2 separate regions of the Homo sapiens genome follow, and region 1 is linked to region 2. A link is a loop called in an ENCODE intact Hi-C map of the cell type or tissue named here. Cell type or tissue: dorsolateral prefrontal cortex. All regions are shown on one strand. Each heading gives the region's core, and the rest is flanking DNA. Links, peaks and the distances in the headings are about the cores only.

What was found. A loop is a pair of places that touch in the nucleus more often than their neighbours do. Peaks named below come from ENCODE experiments on the same cell type or tissue, not always from the same donor. Only the 100,000 strongest peaks of a DNase experiment are listed, where the experiment ranks them.
Region 1: a loop joins it to region 2, with 14 times the contacts of the local background. A loop is called at or near these places in 7 of 110 quality-filtered maps.

Annotation. Positions count from the first base shown.
Region 1 is chrX:145,906,090-145,915,556 of GRCh38, reverse strand. No RefSeq gene overlaps it. Among named protein-coding and RNA genes, the nearest start is that of MIR892C, 82 kb to the left of the region's middle. In dorsolateral prefrontal cortex, for the core only: CTCF peaks have their summits at 5,162 and 5,363; no DNase peak of the experiment used is centred there; H3K27me3 peaks cover 936 bases.
Region 2 is chrX:145,821,342-145,830,808 of GRCh38, reverse strand. It overlaps SLITRK2 (SLIT and NTRK like family member 2), which reads right to left. Exons shown (of 5, transcript NM_032539.5): 3 at 8,925-9,461; 4 at 8,656-8,804; 5 at 953-8,426. The coding sequence starts at 8,383. The coding sequence ends at 5,846. Among named protein-coding and RNA genes, the nearest start is that of SLITRK2, 8.2 kb to the right of the region's middle. In dorsolateral prefrontal cortex, for the core only: a CTCF peak has its summit at 4,739 (motif pointing left); a DNase peak (open chromatin) is centred at 4,723; H3K4me3 peaks cover 5,484 bases; H3K27ac peaks cover 5,698 bases; H3K27me3 peaks cover 5,879 bases.

The DNA of each region.
Region 1 (9,467 bases), core at 583-8,582, 85 kb before region 2:
AAAATTTGAGCTTTCTTTTTTTTTTTTTTTTTTTTTTTTTGAGACGGAGTCTCGCTCTGTCGCCCAGGCTAGAGTGCAGTGGCACGATCTCTGCTCACTGCAAGCTCCGCCTCCCGGGTTCACGCCATTCACCTGCCTCAGCCTCCCAAGTAGCTGGGACTACAGGCGCCTGCCACCACGCCCGGCTAATTTTTTGTATTTTTAGTAGAGACGGGGTTTCACCGTTTTAGCCGGGATGGTCTCGATCTTCTGACCTCGTGATCCGCCCGCCTCGGCCTCCCAAAGTGCTGGGATTACAGGCGTGAGCCACCGTGCCCAGCCAGAGCTTTCAACTCATATGAAATGCATATGGGTAAACAGCATGAAGTAAATACGCAAGATATTTCTTGCATGTAGAAGTTATCCAACATAGAAAGCTTTCTGCCTGTATTTAATCCAATTCCACATTGTTTTTAAATGTGTGGCTTTCAAATTTCATTTATTAAATGGTGAGTATTCTTGATTATTACTATTTTTGAAGAATCTTTTAAATATCCAAAGTAATTTCTTTCATATAAGAAATGATATGAAATTCTTTTATATAAGAAATAATTGATAATTCAAATTAAATTATCAAATTCCCTCAAGAACTTCAATTTGGATTTTAAATGTAATTTCCTTACTTTTGCAGCTATGTGTATCTTTATCCTAGTTGAGCATCACTGGTAACATTTAATTTTTCTTTTGTATCCCTCAGGATATAAACATTTCTTAACCAAGAAAGCAAGGTCAAGAAAAATCTTTATAGTATGATTTCTAGGTATTTTTCAGATTTTTTTCTGTTTTGAATATATTCATTTACCATTATGTTTTATTGCCAAAGATCACTTGTGAAGTTACTGATTTTTACATAGTTTGTTTCTGTTAGCCTATCTTATTGAACCGTTCTATAGGTTCTCATAGATCGGAAATTCCTAAATTTTCTGGATAATAATATAATTTATGTTTACTGCCTAATGAATTGAAAGCAATAAAAAGATTCTATTGTCATAATCAGCCAGCAATTTAATTAGCTGAGGGGGAAAGGCTGACAGCCACCCTTGAGTTTGGTTCTGTGCTTCTTTGCCCTCGATTGCTTCCCTCTTTGTTTTAAGTCTTTCTCTTTCCATCTCTGCACTGGAAACTGGTTGCTTAAGGAATCACGTTGAAGGCACTATGTTGTTAATTCAACCAGAGTGATTATGCTGTCAAAGAATTTCAAATTCAGTAATGACGTCTGGGGATAAAGAATGCTATTTAATACTGGAATGTGAGACCTAGCTAACAAGCAGTTATTAGGGTGGTATATTCTAAGTAGGAATTCACCATTCCATCTATCATGTTAGACATAATGTGAAATGCCATGATGATAAACTTCATCTGTTTATGTCATTTTATACTGTGCAAAAGTGTTTTCACATATGTTGTCCCTTTTGAGTTTCATGAGAAATCTTTAAGAGAGAAATATATAACCTATTTCATGAGGTAATCATAAGGATTTTTGTGAGAAAGTCTGGTAGTCCACACCAAGTTACACAACAATGAATAAACACTCATTAAATATTCCATTAGTATTGTAATCATCTTGATTATCAATACTAAATGCGTGAAACTGGCCAAGTGCAATGGCTCATGCCTGTAATCCCAACACTTTAGGAGGCTGAGGTGGGAGGATTGCTTGAGGTCAGAAGGCCAGGACCAGCCTAAGAAACATAGCAAGACTCAAGAAGACGTTTATGCAGCCAACAGATACATGAAAAAATGCTCATCATCACTGGCCATCAGAGAAATGCAAATCAAAACCACAATGAGATACCATCTCATACCAGTTAGAATGGCGATCATTAAAAAGTCTGGAAACAACAGGTGCTGGAGAAGACGTGGAGAAATAGGAACACTTTTACACTGTTGGTGGGACTGTAAACTAGTTCAACCATTGTGGAAGACAGTGTGGCAATTCCTCAAGGATCTAAAACTAGAAATACTATTTGACCCAGCCATCCCATTACTGGGTATATACCCAAAGGATTATAAATCATGCTGCTATAAAGACACATGCACACCTATGTTTATTGCGGCACTATTCACAATAGTGAAGTCTTGGAACCAACCCAAATGTCCATCAATGATAGACTGGATTAAGAAAATGTGGCACATATACACCATGGAATACTATGCAGCCATAAAAAGGATGAGTTCATGTCCTTTTTAGGGACATGGATGAAGCTGGAAACCATCATTCTCAGCAAACTATTGCAAGGACAGAAAACCAAACACCACATGTTCTCACTCACAGGTGGGAATTGAACAATGAGAACACTTGGACACAGGAAGGGGAACATCACACACCGGGGCCTGTTGTGGGGTGGGGGGAGGGGGGAGGGATAGCATTAGGAGATATACCTAATGCTAGATGACGAGTTAAGGGGTGCAGCACACCAACATGGCACATGTATACATATGTAACAAACCTGCACATTGTGCACATGTACCCTAGAACTTAAAGTATAATAATAATAAAAAGAAACATAGCAAGACTCCATCTCTACACAAAATAAAAATAAATTAGCAGAATGTGGTGCTGCGTGCCTATAGTCCCAGCTACTTGGGAGGTGGCGGTGGGAGGTTCACTTGAGCTCAGGATTTCGAGTGTGCAGTGAGCTAAAATCACACCACTGCACTCTAGTCTGGGTAACAGAGACCCTGTCTCTAAACATTAAATAAGTAAATAAATAATAGTAAAGACATGAAATTGTTATCGCTTTAAATTATTTGTACAGATGTATTTTAACATCAGTTTCTCACATCCCTCGTATTTAATATAATTACCTTGTACATGGCACTCATTCTTCTAAGTTAGGTTCATGTATGTGTACACAATTATTTAAATCACTTATAAAAATTCCTACATAATAATCTGTCATTTCTTTTACATATATTCTGGAAACTTATTGATATATCTGTTCATAACCATATAAATCTTGTTTCTGTTGCCAAGATATTCTTGGTTTGGTCAACTTAAAAAATCTATATCAAAATTACATGTTTTTCAAAAAACTAATTCCACAAGGCTTGTAATAAACATTACAGTATCATTTTGAACCACTCTCTCTAACCCTGATCCTTCTTCTCTAGATGAAGCCACTTTTCCATTGTTTCTTTGGGAATTTGTATCCATGTTTTAGAAAAATATGCTTATACTATTACTTATTGATTTTTAAGTTCTAAACGGCCACTATTGGCTTTTGCTACTATGGAAGAAGATAAGTTTCTCTCTCTCTTTCTCTCTCTCTCTCTGTTTCTCTCTCTTTCTCTTTCTCTCTCTTCCTCTCTCTCCCCCCTCTCTCTCTCACACACACACACGCACACACACACACAGCACCACCATCACCACAAAAACAACCCTCACTACATGTCCTTTTTCTCATCTCATCCAGCCAATATAACATGTTTATATATCATCAAGCCAATATATCATCCAGCCAATATAATATGTTTTTGTTAGGACAATAGTGAGTGGTTAATCTATTAGAGAAATGCAAACATTGTTCAAATCGAAACCGAGTAATATACTTTGATTATATTTCCTTTTTTATAGGGCTTGTGCTTGTTTTCTCCCTCGCAGTTAACAACTGTCTTGTTATAGTTTTGTATGTATCTATCACTAATTTATCCCATACTCTCAACAGAGACATAAATCTCCTCACAATACTTTCAGAAATATCGATCCATCTTTCATTTGAAACTTGTTCTGGGAAACATCACTTCTGGAGTTCTTTGTCACCGTACTCTAACCTCGTATGCTGCTCTCCGGGCTTATTGCCCATGGGAGAATATGAGCGTGTGTGGTTTATGGTGTCCTAACTGCTTCCTGTGTGGACATTTAGCAAATATTCTTGTGTTTCGCCCTACCTTCACCTTCATTGTCACAAGTACCTGATATTTCCAATTCCTTGGGAATTTTTATATTTAAGGCCTTCCAAACCAACCTGCTTCTGGGATTCCCCATTGCTAGGTTTGCACAGGGCTTTCTCTCTCTGCTCAATCATTTCCTGGTCACTTATCAACATTTCTACGTCCAAAATATTATTCCTAAGCCTTCTCTTCCTTTATCTTGCAAGTATATGCTTTTAAAACTTCTCATTGTTGCCTTTTGTTCCAATTAAGTAGGGAATTATGACAAAGGGGTGTGATCTATCTAATGTGTATAACCTGAAGAATTTTCTTTTATATTTTAAATATATTTAAAAGAAGAATATATTTTATATTTTAAAATATAAAACCTTAAAAGTCTGGAAGTATTGTTTATTCAAGAGAGTCGTTGATGTTACATAGAGAAGTCATCACTTATTTTTTCCGTCTTTTTCTGTCTGCCCTGTCTGCTGAAGAAACTAAAATAGTATATGTTCTGGTTGATTTTCTTATTTTAGAATGTGTATCCGTATTTATATCTATATATAAAACCATTTCAAAATGATTAGGCTAGGGATAAAATAGCATTGTAAACAGTAAGTACTATAACATGCCTATGAAGAAGACGACAGTATTTTTGAGAATACATACCCCTGATAACAACTCAACCCTTATCTTTTATACCTGAGACACTCATTCTTTTTTCTAGAGTCTGGTCTTTCAGGTCAACTATTGACAAGAGAGTTTGCTGCCTGATCCTGCTCAGTTATCCATGCAGTCACTTGAAACGCATATATTTATTGTTTTATGTATAATAAAAATTGATAGTATTTATTGCACTTCAGATTCAGAGAATTAGAATAGTCCTAATTCTTTGTGTATGACATGCTCTCAATATCAGTCCATGGCTGCTTTTATTTAATTATTTAGTTAGTTGTTTTAAATAATTAAGACATACTCACAAGCCTATAACTGAAGACAAAATCTAGGAAAGCAAGAGTAATAATAATAATAATATAATTACATATAAGCAATCTTCTGCTTTTATTTAATTATTTAATTAGTTGTTTTAAATAATTAAGAAACACTCACAAGACTATCACTGAAAACAAAATCTAGGACATCAATAAAAACACTCAAAAGCCTATCACTAAAACCAAAAGCTAGGACAGCAATAGTAATAATAATAATAACACAATAATAATAATTATTATTATATATAAGCAGTCTTATATATATTCCCTATTGTCCATGTATAAAGAGTTTTTCTTGTTTTTTCTTATGAGGGAAATCAACGGGCCATATTTTATACAAGAGTTCAGCTTTAGGAGATTATGTTAAACCATTTCCCAAACTAACTCCACTGGGTTACACCGCCACCAAGCAGTGGGTAAAATGTTGTGCATTCACATCTTGGCCAACACTAGGTGTCATCAGTCTTTTATATTTGTGGCAATAAGATAGAGTTAGACTGTAACCTATCTTGATATGCTCTTAGTGGTCTTGATTTGCGTTTCTCTGATCACTAATGATGTGGAATATCTCTTCATAATTTTCTTGTTATTAATATTAAGTGTATTAGTTTGTTCTCACACTGCTATAAAGAACTACCTGAGACTGGGTAACTTTTGAAGAAAAAAGGTTTAATTGAGTCACAGTTGCACATGCTGGACAGGAGCCATAACTGGAGAGGCCTCGGGAAACTTACAATCATTGTGGAAGACAAAGGGGAAGCAAACACATATTCACATGGCCAGGAGGAGACAGAGAGAGTAAAGGGGGGAAGTGCTACACACTTTGAAACAACCAGATCTCATGAGAACTCACCCATTATCATGAGAACAGCAAGGGGGAAATCTACCTCCATAATCCAATCACTTCCCACCAGGCCCCTCCCACAACATTGGAGATTAGAATTCAACATGAGATTTGGCTAGGAACACAAAGACAAATCATATCACTAAGAGCAAATATTTCACATTAAACATATATTTACTGTAGCTTTTTGGCAGATATATTTATAAGTCAGTTTTCTTCTATTTCTAGCTTTTAAGAGTATTATTAGGAATGAATCTTTAATTTGATTAGGTGTCTTTATTGTGAGAATTCTGTTCTAATTTCCTACCTTGCCTGGGCTTACAGCCATGTTCCTGTCCTGCTTGCTATTGTAAAAACTCAAGACTTTAGGTTAGTGAGTCTAGCATGGGCCCTCCCATCACCCACTGTTCATTTCCATTTACCCTCTGGTAATTTCTCCTTTATGAATTTCTATCCCTACTTTATTATGAGCTCAGCTCTACATTGAAAAAAGTTTTATTTTATCTCATATTTCTAAGTTTATCAGAGATGGGTAGCTGTTTTAGGTCATCTACACCACTGATTCTCAAACTTTAATGTTGATAGAAATCACCTGGAGATCTCGTTTAAAATTCAGATTATTATTAAGCATATCTGGAATAGAACCAAAGATTCTAGATTTCTAACAAGTTCTCAGGGGATACCTCTGCTGCTAATCCCTGAACCACACTTTGAGTAGCAAGTGCCTACCTTGACCATTATAGTGCTGGAAACAAGATTCCAAAATCATTTTTCAGCTTTGGACTCTAAAGAAAACAGTTTATAGGGATTTTTCAGCCAAATTCATCCAGGGTTGCCCTGGAAGCAACATGAAACCCAAAATTCACTGAACAAATTCTGGTATAAAAATTGCAGTTTACAAGTTAGAGCTTAATTTTAACAAATAAGAGGGTTTATTCAAAGCTCTTACCTCCTGGAGTTTTGACCGGTAGTTTTCAAATAGGAAGCTAACGTGTTGTAAGTAAACGTGTATTGGGCATGAGATTGAATTTTTGATATGTAAATGACCTACAGTGCTCTGATGTTACAATTTGCTGAAATATGGTGATACGTATTGGCTAATCTGAGCCCCATAACAAATATGGGAGGCAGAGGTAATAACACCCTCTCTCTGCAAAGGGTTTTGTGTGAGGGTTGGATGGGATGATGCTCATAAAAGCATTTAGTCACTGTTTGAAATGGAAGCAATCAATCAGGAAAGGTTATTTTTTGTTTCTCTTTCTTTTTTTGTTATTACTTTCACTATGTCCATGTGTTCCTTTTTTTCCGATCATAAAACTTGAACCTTGCCAGAGGCTAAGTGACATGTATGATGTGACATGTATGATCTTAATCTCAGGCCAAGAGTGGCCTAGATTTGCTTTTCTTATCAAATTGTTTTCTCTACAACGTTTTATGACAGAAGCGATGCTCCCTCATCCTAATTATCCAAATAGTGCAAAAGTAGATAAAGAATAATTGTACAATCTCCCCCTATATTGCTTCATTCTCATTTCCTTGACAGGATTCTCAAAAATGCTGACAGCATTTACATAAACATCTGTGTGTTTTTTTTGGGGGGGGGGGGCTCAAGCAAATATTTATCAACACACATATATTTAAGTCAAGATCATTTCCTGGGTTGTTGCTTTTTATAAACAATGAGATCTACAAAAATAGATTGTTTTACGACTTCCCGTCAGCACATTGCAATACATCATGGGCATCTTATAGGTCAGTAGATTTCCTTCGTTTTTTTTTGTTGTTGTTGTTGTTAATATTCTCCTGTAATTCCCATGAATGATATTTTGTTGTATGCTGTGAAGTTAGGGTTACATTTTTTTAAATGTGCAAATCTCTAATTTTTCCTGGTTCACAATTTCATTTCAGTGAAATTTCTGTCAATTTTGGAGCCAATACCAGGTTTAAAAAAATAATACATAATTACAGTGTCATTTAGAATCTGACATGACAAATGCTCCTTATGGATTTCCTATTGTACTATATTTCTTTAATAATGAAACCTTTTTATTTTTAAGAAAAATGCAACAACATTTATCAAGGTGAGGAAGTTCTTTTCTATTGTTAGTCTGCTGGGAGTTTTTATCATGAATAAGTATTGGATTTTGCTAATTGCTTTTATTGATACGATCTTAGGATTTTTCTTCTTTAGCTGTTGATGTGATAGAGTAATTAATTGATTTTTGAACGTTCCTCTGTGGTTGTTTAGTTAGCACTCTTTACTTTCTCATGCCTTGCCATTTTGCTTCATCTGTTCCCTAAATAAAAATCTTGGATCACTAAAAAAAAAAAAAAAAAAAGTCACATTTGATGATTTGATGTGATATGCTATGGTTTGATTTGTTTCAAAGAAATCCAAAAATAGGATCACTGGAAGGGTAGTAGATGGAGTATAAAAGAAATATTTAATCATGAGTTGACTATCATTACAGCTGGATGGTGGGTAAACTATTAACTATTTTCACATGTGTTTGAAATTGTCCATATAAAAAAATTAAAACGTAGATTCGGCTTCTGTGTTCCACTTTTTAAAAAAAATGTCACTTTGGAGTTTCTAATGAGCAAAAATATAAATGAATTTGAGAAAAACTGACATCTTCACAATAACCAGTCTTCTAGAATGAAGGGAACACATGCCAATATTCAAGCCTTCTTTAATACCTTTCAGGAAATGATGGTAGAACAAGCACTTTATATATTTCTAGAATAACTTGACCATTTTATTCTAGATATTTTATCCTTATCCTTGTTGTCAATGGATTGTTTTTCAACTGATTAATACTAGTGTAGTGTAAAAAAACTAACAATTTTTACATACTTCTTTTTGCTGAATGCCCGTCTTACTTTTCCTATCTTAATACTTACCATGTACTTTTAGGTATGTAATCCTATTAACTGTGTTAATTATGGAACATTGAAAGCAAGGTTAAAAATAGAAGTATTAAGTATTGACCAGTGGCATGCGCTGCCAAATAGAACAAATCAAGTAGAGCATTTTTTTTTCTATGCCCCCTACTTGGCTTGTACCCGGCGATCTCATCTTTTAGACGTGGGACATCCAGCTGTACTATGGGATCTGGTCCCTTAGGTGGAAGGCGTAAAGAGAAAGGCTGAACCAGAGATGCAATAACAGCCACAGAAAACTCAAATTCATTACTGACCTTGGGATACGAAAATCATGATTTATGACTGGAGGCTGAGAAATGTGTGCAAACTTAGCCAGCAGGCAGATTTATTCATAGAATCAAAATCTGGTATGTAAGCTTCTATATTCTAAATAGGATGCCAATATCTTATCTATGAATGGGTTTTCTTGGGCATAGATTCAAAAGTCCTGATAATATAATCTCTTTCTGTTTGTTTCTAGAATTAAACTTTACAAAAAAATTTTTACTTACATTGCTTCATTTGATCCTCAAGATAAATCTCTTGAAAGAAGGGAAATCAAAGTATTTATTTGGTAGGATTGTAATGAAGCTCAATGAAATAAAGCACAGGAAATGGTTCAGCAAAATGTCTGATACATTAGTAAACACTCAGTATACATTGGTTATGGTTATTATTGTTATTATTACTAATATTTTGCCTTATCATATGCTTGCAAAAGGTGAGGAAACTTCAGATTTGAGAACGTTTAGTGATTTTTTCAAGACCCACACAATGTGAGCAGCCCAAATTAA
Region 2 (9,467 bases), core at 572-8,571:
TGGTATACTGGCACCAATTCTCCTTTAGCAAAACACTTTTGAATGTGGCTATTCCAATTGTTTCAGCTGCCCTATGAAGGCTACGTGAATAAACTGAATATATTGTGCATATATTGGTAATCCTAAGAGAGGATAATTTGTTATAAGTCCTCATGTTCCCACAGGAATCTCAAATCCTTTGTTATGTTATACATTTGTGATTTGGAGCATGCCTGGCAGATATATTCTAATATTCAACCAAATGCAAATAGCCAAAGTAGTAACTTTGCCATTATATCACCATAATCATAGGAACAAATGAACCCCCTGCCTTTCTCTCTCATTATTTTTTCTAAATCTACTTTTTAGGAATACAGTGATGGCATTTCTATTAATGAACTCATAATTTATATTCCTTGGATTTGTACGTCAGTCTTTTATTAAGTACAAATATATTAGGTCACATACGGTGTTAGACTGAATTTTATAATTAAAAAACAATTGGCTCTGGTGTAGATGTATGTCTGTGTCTGGTGAGGAGAGTGGGGAATCAGTACTTTTTTCAGTATTTAGCAAAGCATCTCTATTTGAATTGTTTTTGTTGTTGTTTACTTGTAATTTTTTAAGTCTAATACTAATGAACAGTCATGGAAAAGTATGAATATATATTTTTATAAAGCTTATTTTACCTTAAACATGTAAACTAATCATATAAAGAATCAAAGCCTTTATCTGTGAGCATATCAAGGCGAAGAAAACAGTTTCAATTATAGTTTCTCATTCATTTCCTCTTCAGACTCTAAATATCTTTTCTAACTAATTTAAGTGTTGTTAGTGAATATTTATTTATTAACTGAAATGTAATTACACATAAAGTAACTGTGTAAACAGTTTATCCAATAAAACCCAAGATCATTTGATCACATTTCCAATGTTTCATTTTGCCTATTAACAGCCCAAAATATGACATTTATTTTTTGAAACAATGTCACTATTAGGCACAGAAGTCTATTTACACAAGAGCTTGTTTCATTTGACATTTATTGCAATAACTTGAGAACAATTATTTGCAACTAAATCTAACAGTATTTGTACGAGTACTTTCAAGCTAAAGTACTGCTAAAAAATTTCAACATGCATGCAATTCGTTTACATAATAACATAATTTATTATAAAACCTGTGACTCTGAGCACTTTATGGAATATGTGCTTATGGAATACCCTCTACTGTAACATGGCCACATCTGAGAAAAGAGATGCTGCTGAGCAGAAGAGTCCTGTGTTCAATTTTGTTGAAATGGGTTGGCTGCTCAGACTGTTCAGGACTGCTACTGTGCTATGATAGCATTGCTTGATAGCTCAATTCACATCAGACTTCAGAAGACTTTCAAGCACAAGCCGTTAGCCACCAGCAAACTGGTAGCACAAGCAGCCTTGGCAAAACACAGTTACTATGCAGGTGGGCTCTGTTTTAAGCAAAGTCGATATTGAAAATCCAAACATACAAAAGAGATAAATCAGAGAATGGTTATTTGTATTATAAAATGGTTTTCTGCTTTATGAAAGAATTCACAAGTTTCCTCTAAATGGCAGCTCCCCTAATGCATTTAAAATACAATTTGATTTACAAAAGTTCAATTTACACGTGACTTTTTGCACAATCATTGTGAGAAGCAAAGTACACCTATATACAGTACTTAATTTTCTCTCTCAGGATTAAGGTGTCTTATCATTGTATTGATAAAAGACACTTAAGCCAAAACGTTATAATTTAAGCCACTGAAATAGAAAGTAAATATTACCTCTGAAACATGGATATTCCAGAAAATTTAAGTACCTTTTTAAATTTTGTATTTACAATCTTGGGTAGTCATCTTTACAAAGTAGTGCTTTAGATAGCACAAGTATATAGCTTTCATTAGGCCATAACATTGGGCCTTATTTTGCAAAAACAAATGTTTTATTATATCTTATTTTGGTGTTTAAATTTGTTTTATTTTATCTTATTTTGGTGTTTTTTTTCCTTTTTAGCTGTGTAATTCTAAAGAGATGTTAGACTAAGCTAGGCTATTTATTATATATCTGTTTTATACCTTACTGCACAGAATCACCTTTAAAAACTTAACTTCCTGCATTGCATTACTGTCTCCACTGTTAATCTGGGCGATTGCCATTCAGGTAAGACTCTCTCTTATTAGCACGAAGCTCCTTGCTAGGGTGAGAGTGAGTAGTAGGGGGTGGCGTGGAGGGTGAAGAGGGTGTTGTGAGGAGGGTAGAGACCCTGTCCACTGTATGTCTCAGGACATAGCCTAGAGCCAGGCACCCAGGAAATAAGCACTCAATAACTACTGAATGAACAAATGAATGAAGAAATGAATGGACTGGGAGAATTGTCTGGACGGCTTTCTTCACTCTAGCATCCAACCCAGTATATTTCTGGAATATGTAGAATCAAAATGAATTTTCAGAGTCTGAAAAATCACAGAACCTCTTTCTTATTCCTTAAATGCTTTTTGTAAAATTCATAAATTATTAAGCCCTTGATGACTTGGAGACATTAAGAAAAATTAAGTCACAGAGGTCAGAGGAAAAAGAAGAGGAAATTGAAGGGTCATTTCCTTACTCACCAGCTGCTGGAGAGAACTAACAAGGCACACAGGTTGACCATAGTCCAGAACCAAATTAGGCTCTTAGCAATTGTGTTCATACTGAGAAGTGGTATTTTTGAGTGTTTCAATAAAAACTTAGCCACAGGTATATTCGGAAATAGTGAAAGCAACTAATTAAGAGCTAAAATAGAAGGGAATTACCATTTGTCATTTGTAGGGCCAGACATACAGATATGTTCTTGGCAGGGCCCTGGGAGACTGCATTCTGTAGGCTGGAACCATTTTGCTGTGCTGATGCTCATACGTCTTAAAGCTGCATGTGAAATAAAAGTGAAATAGCAATATCCAGCTGTGGAAGATAAAAATAAAAATCCTAAAATAAAATATGGTCGAAAGTGCTTGAGCAGATAAAGCAAAACAGAATATAGTCAGTGGGGATGCTAGTGAGTTAATAAAACTTAAAATGTTTATGATTGCATTAGAAAATAAAGGTTCAAAGTATATGATGTATGATGATTTTAAATAAAATAGTCTGGAATACATTCAAATAATTTCATTTAAAAATCTACTGCAAATTAAGTATAACTGTAACAAGCAAGAGGATATAGAATTAAACCATAATTATTAGGCAACAGAGTTTATAAATTTGAGTTCTCTCAGTAGGCGTCTTTAAAATCGTGTAAGTAAGTTAATATTAAGGTATCATCTGTCTTTAAACTTAATGAGTTAATATTTTTTCTATGGACAATGGCATTTTACAGGAGTATCTTTACTTTCAGAAAAATAAAAATGAACACTGAAGTGGAATCACTGCATCAAGAGCCTCTAGTCATATAATTTAAGCCTGAAAATGATCTTAACAGAATATATATGCAAATTTGCCTTCACAATCACTTCCCAAAATACCTACCTCTGTATTCTGTATTTATCATTGCATCAAATGAGAGCAGTCAGAAAAGGATTTTTGAAACTCTTTTATATATAAATACTTCACTCAAAGATGAAGTGGTTTCCAGGAGTCTTCTCCACATTCAACTAGCATAATATTCTAGTTCCTCTTCTGTGAAATGTAAAATATCTGTACATTAACTTTCTTGAAGATCATTTCAGCCCACCATTTTCAACTTTCTTCTAATGGATCGAAATAGGAATTATCACCTCTAATCAAAGAATGAGCATGTTAGCTTGCCACTGTAGATATTCAGAGATTTTATGTTGTTAAAGATATGTTTCTCTTCAATGCCCTTTACGTTATTATATACACACAATTACCTTCTATTGTTTTTACAAACAACTATTTTACACCAGTAATCATTAATCCAAATAATTTGGATTTAAGGAATTTCTAATTGAAAGCCTATCACATGAATTGTTTATAGTGACAGACAATATACTATTGGTAATTTTAAAGCTTTAAAAGTAAGTTATCAGTATCCACTTCAATCTCCACATGACGATAAAGGATTATTATGTGCAGTAACCTATTTATGAAAAGGAAACAGTGTGCTTCTTTCAGACGCCATCGCTTGCTTTAATAAGGAATTGAAAAGCTGAACTACTTTATATGCAGATCACCATCCCAGTTGCATAAGGATTTACAATAGACAAAACAAAACTATTTTTTGTTGTAAAGAAGGGCTGTTTGTTTAAATCACACAATCACGTTTGCATCTAAAATTATTTACAGTCTAATAAGGCTTCATAAATGTTATATAGACTTGGCTAATTAAAATCATTTTAATGCTAACACCAAAATGAAAGTCTTGCTCAAGCTGACAAGGAAAACTTCAAGTAACACAAGCCTAAAGAAGGCAGAAGGAAAAAGATGCTTAATGTCTTGGTTTAGGTAACTATTAATCGATTTGGAGACGCAAATAGTACTTGATTTGATAGCACCCCATTAATGCTTCAATTAAACTCAAGAGGAAAATGCTGTTTTGTCAGAAAGTGTTAAACTTGAGAAGGATTATGAGTCTAACCCGTGATCTAAAATAAATAGAGTAATGGATACATTTTTATCTCTGCTACCTTGAATTTTGCAGAGAACTTACTTGGGAAGTTTTAATCTCACCCATGAAGTCTTCCTTCGAGGTCTTTAATGGCTCATATGTCTTTGTTAAATGAGGTGTGTGGCGGCCTCTACTGGTGTGTGTTTATAGAAAATGTTTCAATAGGCAGAAAAAATATTAATTTCAATTAAAAAGTTAGAAATACAGACTTTTTCATTTAAATATATAAAAATATCTAATTCAATGCAGAAAAATATATTACTAGCTGTGTCACGTTCTTTTAATTAGGAAAATAATCTAAAACACTCACCATGTTAGTGTAAAATAATGATTTATGGAAGGGCATTAATTGCTCAATTCACTCTGATATTGGGTTAAATATATTTTATTAATGAATTATTAATCCTGACTGAGGTGGCTTATTACCTCTAGTCCACTGTTAAATCCCCTTAGTTGACTTAAATAAAATCACTTAAACCCAGAGGAAAGGAAATATTTTATAGTTAAGCCTACAAAGTCCTAGAACTAGAATCATTTGATGACAGGCTGGTTTCTATAACTCAAGCAAACTGTACGTTGACTTAATATAGCTGACACATCAATCTATTTTACAGTGTTTTCAATTTCAAAAATACAACACATTAAAATATTTTCAATTTATCAAAGCTAAAAGCAACATTTAAGTAATGTACTTAAAGTGCGAAGGCACTTTAACACAAAGTAGTGATACCCAGTGGCTATACTCGGTAACTGACGATGGAAATACCATATATCATTATTTACAAAAGAAGTTGTAGTCACAAAAGATCTTTGGAGATCTTCTACAAAATACACTAAATATCCATTTTCATTTGAAAAGTTTGCCTATTCTTTCTTCAGTCACTATAATCTCCTCTTCCCACTCCCACACTGAAAAACAAAGAAGAAAAAAGAAACAAAACCATAAACAAAATCTATGAAGAAATGCATTGTAGAAACATTCATGTCCACTGATGGTTCCTAAGAAGAGAAGGGAAAAAGAAAAAAAAAAAAAAAAAAAAAAGGAGGGGAGGAGAGCGAGAGAGAAATAATTTAAAGGAAAACTTGCAAAAGCAAAATCATGACTTCATCCTATCTCCCAAACATTTTCAAAGTCCCCCATTAACACTGGGAAAGGGAGAACAAAAACAAACACAAAAGCTAATGTCCTTGTTTCCAACAGTTCGGAGCAGCATCCTCTGATGCCTTAGGGTTGTAAATGATTTCCCTTCACAGCTGACTGATTGCAGTTTGTTTTTCCAGAACTTCGAGGTAGTCCGGTTCTGATTGCGGCTTAGCTTGCAGTAAAGGGTGGTTGGGTTTTGACTGCCCCACAAAGCATTTCCTGGGAGTTCCATATAAAACGGTTTTATTGATTCTGTCTTGGTTTTGGCGTCGAGATTCATAGGAAGGGGCAAACTGCCTTTTAGGTAAGGTACAAAAGTTATAGTGGACTAGGCCTGCGCTGGGAAGTTCCTTGACTCGCTCAGCAATATTTTGATACAGCAGCTCAGGCTCTCTTGGTGTGGCCTGCTTTTCTAGCAGCTCAGTGGCACTTATTGTGTAAGCAGGTGTGGCTGGCTCTTCTTTTTTCTCCTCCAGGTTGCTATAGCTGAACTCTTGCAGGTTTCGGTAATAGGCTACTGGGTCTCCTTCCTTCTGCATGTAGATGGGGTTTTGGCACATCTGACCCACAGGTGGGGGGATATAGTTGTAGACATGGCCGTCTGTTTTATCGTGAGTCTCAGTGTTGTAAGACCCATACTGTAATTGAAAGGAGCTTACGTCTAAGTTGTTGGTATTCCTGGGAACGCTCGGCACTCCCTTTCGGCGTTTCAAGACAAAGACGAATAAACCAGCCCCAAAACAGACAGATAAGATGAAAACAACAAGCAATCCCAGAATTAAGACAGACAGTGGAACTTCAGTGTGTAGTTCAGGATAGGAACTAGGAGACACACTAAGCGACCGAGGTGTGTCTGTATTGTGATTCATTGACAAGACGGTTCCATCTGACAAGTTTGGGCTGTCTGGACAGATAGCCTCCCTCCCCAGAAATTTTAGTATCTCCCCTGCATGCTTAGCAGGAGATTCGCAAGTCACCTCATTAATGATGACAGGGGAATTGGCATGTTCTGTCCAGTCTTTCAGCCCCATGATGTCACAGGTACAGTCCCAGGGGTTCTCCTGCAGATCTATCTGGATGAAAGCCGGGAGCTGATCCAGAACCCCTTTCACGGGCAGGTGAGAAAAATGGTTGTTTCTCAGATTCAGCCTGGTTAGGGCCGTCCCCCCAAATATATTATCAGGTAAGGACCGAAGAAGGTTGTTGTTCAGAAACAGTAGCTGTAGGTTAATCAAAGCATCAAAGGTCAGAGGCTTAATTTCCTTAATGACATTATACTCTAAATAGAGATATTGCAAGCTCTGCAGTCCATCAAACATAGAAGGGTACAGCACTTCAAGGTAATTGCCATTCAGATAAAGTCTGCGTAAACTGGTCAGGTTTGTAAAGGCACCTTCCTGAATGACTGCAATCCTGTTGTTTCCTAAGTGCAGTAAGTCCAAAGAACTGTATTCTAAGAGGTCATTCTTATAGACAGTTTGAAGATAGTTCCCTGTTAGGTAGAGTTTCTTTGGACTGGTCGGTTTGGGCTGCAGGTCAGAGATATTAGTGAACTTCCTTTCTTGGCAGTTTACATTCAGACCATTGTCTGAGCTCTGAGAGGTGCAGACACAGCTGCTGGGACAGGTGAGAGGCACAGGAGACTTGGTCTGGTACACCATGATGGGTCCAAAACTTTGCCTGTCCTTTGACACAGTCACTCGAGGAGTTGGACGATTTCTCATTTTGGGCGGCCGGCTGGCTTTCGGAGCCCTGGTTGGGTTGAGAGCAGGATTCATTGTAGGTGACAGCCTTTGGACGTGGGTGTCAGCATGGCTGCCCCTCTGACTGGAATCACTGGCACTTTTTCTGGGACAGAGGTCTTGCCTGGTCAGCTGGGTCACGTCTTTCCCATGCAACCTAAAGGGAGTCTCACAGACAATCTCTCCCACAAAAACAGTTATGGTGTCTAGCCAGGCCTTGAGAGGAAGTAAGTCACAAGTGCAATTCCATGGATTTTCCTCCAGCTGAATCTCCATGATCCCTCCAATATGTTCAAGGACGCCAGCAAAAGGCATTACTTTTAGCCTATTCCCCCTGAGGTCTAAGTGGGTCAGCAGGACAAAGCGGAACACATTGCTGGGCAGTGAAAGCAGAAGGTTGTCATTCAGGATGAGCACTTTGAGCTTGTTAAGTTTGCTGAATGCCCCAGCCTCGATGGCACTGATGTAATTGTAGTCGGCCTGGAGATACTCCAGGCTCTCCAGGCCTAGGAAGGTGTCCTCCCTCAATATCTCAAGCTTGTTGTTGTTGAGATGCAGTCTTTTGAGAGTTTTCAGGCCACTGAATGCCCCCGTTCGGATCTCCTGTAACCCGTTGTTACCTAGGTGAAGAGTCACCGCGTTGGAGTAATTGACAAATTCGTTTGGATACAGTCTTGTCAAGAGGTTTCCATTGAGAAAAAGCTGATAGATTCGATACTGGGGGGGCTGGAGCAGGCTAACTGTTGTAAATCCTTTGTTCTCACAGTTGATATTCAGTACGTTTTCCTTTTCTTCGCACAGACAGCGGATCTTGCAAATGTCTTTGGCAGTTTTGCGACTCTCTGTCTGTAAGATCCCGGCCACGGTTAACACACTGAGGAACCAAACGCCGCTCAGCATCTTTAGGCACCTTCGGTGTCAACTCAGGTACCTACAGGCAAACCTTAGGTGGGGGCAGGGGGAAGAAGCGGGTGCAGGGAAGAAAGAAACAAGGAAGCCCGATTAAAAATGGTAAAGCAAGGAGGCGGAGTGGGAGCGAGGGAGAATGAGGGGGTTAGCAACACGGCAGAATGAAATCATTGCATTTTCCAAAGCGGTTTCTTTTCTCCGCTCCCTATTCCCCCATCCCGAGGCCACCCACACACGCGCCCCGGGAACACACATGCTTGCACCTGATTTCCCGGGGGGTCGCAGCCAGCCGCCAAGTCATTAGTAACCGAGTTGTCCTACTAAATCCTGCCCATCTCCTCCTCCCCTGGGGTATCTCGAAGAGATCTCGGGCAGCTCGCCCGTCTTGAGCTCCCAGCAGAAATCGCAATCGCTTTAGGAAAAAAAAAAAAAGCGCAAAAAGGGGGTGGGAAAATCAGGAATCAGGGGGCTGGCGGCAGGTGTAGAGGAGAGATAGAGATGGGAAAGACAGTGCGAGGTGGGGGTTACTCACACATCAGGAGAAGACTGAATCCCTCTCCTCTGCAGTCCACCAGGAGTTTAGCATCTTCAGGAAGTGGGAGAACAAGGTAAAATAAGACGCTGCTTCCAGGGGGGATGCCCTGCTTTTTGTTGGTTGATTTAATTTGACTGGGGGTGCGCAGAAATTAAAAATCCGACAGGAGGCAGGAGCGGAAGAGAAGAGTTGGAGCTGAGGGAAGCCGAGCTGCCAGGGAGGGACTGGGGTGCGATTCTGTAGGGAGGTCGGAGAGCCGGCTGGCCCGGTCGGCGGGCGAAGGCGACGACGGAGCCTGGGCGCGCGTTTCCAATTCGGTGGCGGTGGCAGCAGTGCGTCTAGCAGTTTGAATCTGAGAGGCTTTGCAGGCTCCCCGGGACAGGACTAGGGTGACGTCACGGGGGAGGGGGCAGGCAGAGGATCCAGGGCGCGCGGTGGGGGAGGGTTGGGCAGATGCTTCCCTTCCTTGCAAGTGGCTTTGCAAAGCTCAATTCCCGGCTGCGTCAGTTGATTCTGAACTACTCCACCTCCAACCTGGCT